Regions from separate parts of the Homo sapiens genome. Here region 2 is linked to region 1. The links are chromatin loops, found by intact Hi-C in ENCODE. Cell type or tissue: Caco-2. All regions are shown on one strand. Each heading gives the region's core, and the rest is flanking DNA. Links, peaks and the distances in the headings are about the cores only.

Region 1 (2,913 bases), core at 114-2,613:
ACCTCAAGTGATCCCCCTCTTTGGCCTCCCAAACTGCTGGGATTACAGGCAGGAGCCACCATGCCTGGCCAAGTCAAGAACTTTGAAAGAGAAATTGCTGTTATCAGTCAGCAGGCAGGAGTATCTGGGACTAGAGAAATGCCTCCCCCAGCTCCCTGACCTCACAACACATGGCCACACCTGATAATATTCCCCTTAGTTGTCTTCACTGTCTTCTGCAGCCTGGAATTTAGGAGAAAATATTTTCAAAAATTCTTATGTTTCCTGATTCAATAGCAAAGACAATGGCCTTTAAAGAAAGATACAGACCTACCCTACCACTGCTTTAATTATGACCCAATTTTATTTAATTTCCCTCAAAGTCCAAGAACAGTGGTGAGCAGGAAGGCAAACCACTGCTTTGTTTGTGGTTCCATCCTCTGCCCAGCAGAGTTGCTGCCCAATAAATAATCATTGCGAGAAGAAAAATCACACTATGAAAGCCAAACAGCTCCCTGGTGTTCCCTTGCTTGGCATGACTTTCCAAGACAGCAGGCATCTTTATTTACAGGTTGAAGTGTTGGGCCAAAATTCATTCCAATGCAGGTATCAAGGAGTATTCATTTCATGATCATTTTCAATTTACAGCAGCACAGGTGTTCCCAGTAAGTAAATAGACAGCGCCCTTCCACAGGCATTCTGTGATTACAGAAGCCATTCTTTGAATTGTTTTGCCGATTAACCTGCAGAGGGAAAGCTCTTGAGCTTTTAGCAAATTCCCAACTTAGGCAGGAACTCATGCATATCAAGGGCCTTTGCCAGAGTGACAAAAATGCCCCAGAGATAGGCAATGACTATTTGCCTGCTGGAAGGAAATGTGGAAAGAATATATTCGGGCTTGAAGATTATCACTGAAGGAGCTGAGCTTCCTCTCCCAGGCTTACATCTGCGCTGTTCTTTTCATCTACTTCTCATTCCTCAGTAAATATCTCTAATGATGAGCCTCAGGCCAGCAAATCAGAAAAAGGGCATCGCATCAGATGTAATCTCTGTGACCTTTAGAAACCGGCACATCTGTCATGGGATAGGCAGTTGGCCCTCCCATCTTTGGTATTTGTGTTTTTTCCTTGGAAGGATTTGCGCCCCTCTGTCCTCTAGGAGAGGCTCCTATTGACATTCCTTCCACCCCCAGAGGTTCCTGGGTGGCAACAGCTGGGCTGATTGGGAACAGGTTTCCACCAGGGGGCACTGGAAGAAAGCAAAAGTGAGAAGCACCCCTTCTCAGAATAGCTCCTAAGGTCATCTCTGAAGAGGACAAAGGAACAGATGTGAAGAACTGTGGGGCCCGGGCTGCGCGGGAAGCAAAGCCGCTGTCGCTTCCTCATGTCTAATGTTTTGAAGTTTACATCGTCACCTCCAGTTCATCCCCTGGCATTTCCGATGTCAGGGTTTCGTTTTGAATCAGTGCCTTGAGTGAAATGCATTCCTACTGAATTTGGTCATCATAATAACTGGCACATGGCTAGTGATTTATATTTAAAAACATGGCTTGAAACTGGCTCAGTTTTGAGAGCTGCCTTAACCCAAAGACCAGGCTTGTTGCCCAAGCCAGGCGCTCCAGGTTGTGGTTTTAAGATGAGGAATGTCTGATACCGGCTGCTTTTGCAGTTGATGGGCTGTGGTGAGTGGGGAAAGCCTTAAAAACTTGTGGCTTTGGAAAAATGGCTCTGGGTGACCAGAGCTGATTCTGTAAGTTTGCTGCAACATATCCTTTTTGTTTTTTTTTCCAGAAATTTACAGAAAGGCCAAACTTCCTCATTACTCTGCCATAAATGCCCACCACTACATCCTTTTTTTTTTTTTTTTTTTTTTGAGATGGAGTCTCACTCTGTCTCCCAGGCTGGAGTGTGGTGGCACGATCTCAGCTCACTGCAACCTCTGCTCCCGGGTTCACGCCATTCTCCTGCCTCAGCCTCCCGAGTAGCTGGGACTACAGGTGTCTGCCACCACGCCCGGCTAATTTCTTTTTGTATTTTTAGTAGAGACGGGGTTTCACTGTGTTAGTCAGGATGGTCTCGATCTCCTGACCTCGTGATCCACCTGCCTCGGCCTCCCAAAGTGCTAGGATTACAGGCGTGAGCCACCGCGCCCAGCCTATCTTCAAAAGGCCCCATTTCTTAAGGGCCTTTTGAAGATAGGCACGTTTTAGCCACATTAACCCATATTATCTGGGGAGAGTGACACATAACTAGCTTGGCTATAGCATGGATGGATTTCTACCTCTGAACAGGAGTTAGAAAAGACTTCCAAGTTGGAGTTAGACTTCTTGGTTTGGAGTTAGACACCAAACCAAGACCCCACACCAAGGAGAGGGGAAAATAGTAAAATTGGGACATTGAGTTTTTCACATATTTATTCAATTTAGAAAGTTATCCTTTATTCTGAGTTTATGCCCTTTATACATTTGGGGTCTGAAGTGATCCTGTGTCTGTGTTCGCACGTGTGTGCACTTTTCCTTTTGATACTAAAATGTCCATTATTCTAAGAAGTGATGGTCTCCAGAGATGTTAGTTTTTCTAAATGTATGGATAAAATAAGTGAGTAATTTGTGTTAGACCTTGACTGTTCTGTTTTTTTGACATTATACTGCCAGTGAAACCTTAAAGAAGGGAGGATAACTACTTTAGGGGAGTCACTGGTGACTAAGAGAAAACAAGTACCTAGCTAACAGGACACCAAACTGATCAATTTGAGTGGAAGAGTGGTGCTTGACCTGTCTATGGCCTGAAGGGGTGCTGTGTGGGGTGAGGAGATTCTAGAAGCCTGGCAAGCTGGATGGAGTCCCGGGCACCAGGGAAGACAATGTTTCTGGGAGTAAAAGGTGCTGTAAGGAAAGGCAGAAATCTTCCTGATGATGACCGCTCATCTGTTTCC
Region 2 (2,913 bases), core at 246-2,745, 57 kb before region 1:
CCACCACACCCGGCCAAATCAACTTTTTCAAACAAATAAATCGACATAACCACACCATTGTATTAATCAATGTTCTGATTGCAATTTGAGACAAATGTTGTTTACATGGTCCTTCTGACAGCATCCTACTTATCACTTCCCTTCCTCCTTCTATGTCTCAGTTCCACTTACATATAACATCTCAATAAGCATTATATTACACACACACGTGTGTATTATTTCATACACAACATATACTTCTGAGCTACTTACATTGTTATTGCAAAGATGCTCCTAAAACGGCTGCTTATTACTACTCACTGAACATTTTTCTGAACATTTTTTTCTTACAGCTTGCTGAGCATTTTTCTATGTCTTTCAAGATTCCTTGTAAAGTAGTTAATATATGTAAAATATTTTCATACATTGGGGCTCTCTATAAATGTAATGCTTTTGGAATATGAATAACCACATCACTCTTAAAATATTCAATATTCTAGTGTTTGTGGATTGATAATCAAGTGCTTTATTTTTTCAGCCAGGAGGAAACTTCTCATCAAGCTGCAATTTCCAGCTGAAACTGTCAGCTGGAAAGAGACCAAAGCTCTCAAAATCAAAGGGAATTTCACTGAGAAGGGCAGGGGTGTGTTGAGTCAGTGCCCAGAGGTGGAAAAGAAGCCCCTCTGGCTTTATTTCTAAGCTTGGCATTTCAACAAATAGAAAAACTAAGTTCTGGAGAGATTTCTTCCTGAGTGGAAGTTCCTGACACACTTTCTGCCTCCATTCCTATTCTAGTTTAATCTGTAGCAGGAGTCCTGACTGCCAGAAGACAGATGAAACCCATTACTATTAGCGTTGGAAAAGCAAGACAAAGCAAAGTTGAGTGAAGTAAATGGAAACACCATCTTTCTTTTTCAACCTGGAAATTTAACAAGCCTGGTTCTACCCTTAGTTTCCACCATTAATTCTTTTATTTATTTGCTTATTTATTTATTTATTTATTTTTTGAGACAGAGTCTTGTTCTGTTGTCCAGGCTGGAGTGTAGTGGCGCAATCTCAGCTCACTGTAGCCTTTGCCTCCTGGGTTCGAGCAATTCTCCTATCTCCGCCTCCCAAGTAGCTGGAATTACAGGCATGCACCACCAGGCCTGGCTAATTTTTGTATTTTTAGTAGAGACAGGGTTTCACCATGTTGGCCAGGCTGGTCTCAAACTCCTGACCTCAAGTGATCTGGCCACCTCGGCCTCCCAAAGTGCTGGGGTTACAGGCGTGAGCCACCACACACAGCCTCCATCATTTAATTCTTTTTTTTTTTTTTTTTTTTTTTGAGATGGAGTCTCACTCTGTCGCCCAGGCTGGAGTGCAGTGGCGCCATCTCGGCTCACTGCAAGCTCCGCCTCCCAGGTTCAAGATTCTTCTCCTGCTTCAGCATCCCCAGTAGCTGGGATTACAGGCATGCACCACCACGCCCGGCTAATTTTTGTATTTTTAGTAGAGATGGGGTTTTACCACGTTGGCTGGGCTGGTCTCAAACTCCTGACCTCAGGTGATCCACCCGCCTCGGCCTCCCAAAGTGCTGAGATTACAGGCATGAGTCACTGCGCCCGGCCCATTAATTCTTAAAGCTAATAAAACATCTAATCACTGAGGCTTGAGTAACACCAAGAGTTTCTGCAAGAACCAATCTCAAACAGATAAGACTCAGAAAATGCACTGAATTCCTCAGATAAAAGGCCATTGTTCAAAACAAAATGGATTCATGACTTTGTAGTGAGTTTGAGATAGTACTTCAGACTCTCAGGATCATGACCAAGACACAGATGCCTTTTCCTGCCATGACAGAGTTCTGAAGTAATGTTTGTGATAATCAGGTCTGCTCTCAGATGCTGGGACTGCCAACCTTCATAGGAAAGTAACATATGCTTACCTCATGCCAGCAGCTGTACATGACTTCATATATGGACATTGGTGCCAGGTGAGGGCGATATAGCCTGAAGCCTTCAGAAATAGCTTCCACGACTTGCAAATTTGACTTATTTTCAAAAGGCATTTTTCCTTCTGTAAAAACTTCCCACATTAAAACTCCTGCAAACAAAAATGCAGGAAAACAAGGGGTTAGAGAGAAATGATTGCTTGGGAACTGAAAGAACAATTTCAAACTACAAGGCATTATTTTTGTGCTCCAGGCTTTGGGCTATAACCATCCTGAATAACAGCGGTTCTGTCAAGGAAGCAAATCATGTTCACTTTAGTTTTCAAAGAGGCCTGTAACCTGAAAATAATCTAAGTGAAAACAATGCCTTTCCTTGTCCATGGGTCTTGATTGCCTCTCCTATCAGGAGAAAATGCCAGTAGCATTTTCTTTTCTTTTTTTTTTTTTTTGAGACAGGGTCTCGCTCTGTCGCCCGGGCTGGAGTGCAGTGGCATGATCTCAGCTCACTGCAACCTCTGTCTACCGGGCTGGAGTGCAGTGGCATGATCTCAGCTCACTGCAACCTCTGTCTCCCGGGTTCAAGCAATTCTTCTGCTTCAGCCTCCTGAGTTGCTGGGATTATAGGTGCCCACCACCACGCCCAACTAATTTTTCTATTTTTAGTAGAGGCGGGGTTTCACCATGTTGGCCAGGCTGGTCTCGAGCTCTGACCTCAGGTGATTCGACCACCTCAGCCTCCCAAAGTGCTGGAATTACAAACGTAAGCCATCACGCCCGGCCTAGCATTTTCATTTCTAAGCAGCAGTCACGTTCCTGCATCCTGAAATCAATGAACCTTTCTGCCATTCCATAGAAACTGACAGGATTATGTGAGCCTCTGCTGCCTACTTAGCCAAGAGTTTCAGCCAGTAAATGGCATGTGTCCCCTTCTTTCTGCTAAAAGATTAGACTGATGGGCAGAGCCCCAGAATATCTAGCAGGGGCTCTGTACATAAGTAGAT

What was found. Peaks named below come from ENCODE experiments on the same cell type or tissue, not always from the same donor. Only the 100,000 strongest peaks of a DNase experiment are listed, where the experiment ranks them.
Region 2: it touches region 1 in a loop (4-fold over the local background); 4 of 110 quality-filtered maps call a loop at or near these places.

The regions. Positions count from the first base shown.
Region 1 is chr4:48,126,733-48,129,645 of GRCh38, forward strand. All of the region lies in intron 1 of TXK (TXK tyrosine kinase), which reads right to left. Among named protein-coding and RNA genes, the nearest start is that of TXK, 6.1 kb to the right of the region's middle. RefSeq lists enhancers at 407-1,269, 2,791-2,910 and a silencer at 620-914. In Caco-2, for the core only: a CTCF peak has its summit at 1,181 (motif pointing right); DNase peaks (open chromatin) are centred at 729 and 1,209.
Region 2 is chr4:48,069,611-48,072,523 of GRCh38, forward strand. TXK (TXK tyrosine kinase) reads right to left here. Exons shown (of 15, transcript NM_003328.3): 14 at 1,907-2,064. Among named protein-coding and RNA genes, the nearest start is that of NIPAL1, 54 kb to the left of the region's middle. In Caco-2, for the core only: no CTCF peak of the experiment used is centred there; DNase peaks (open chromatin) are centred at 1,561 and 1,871.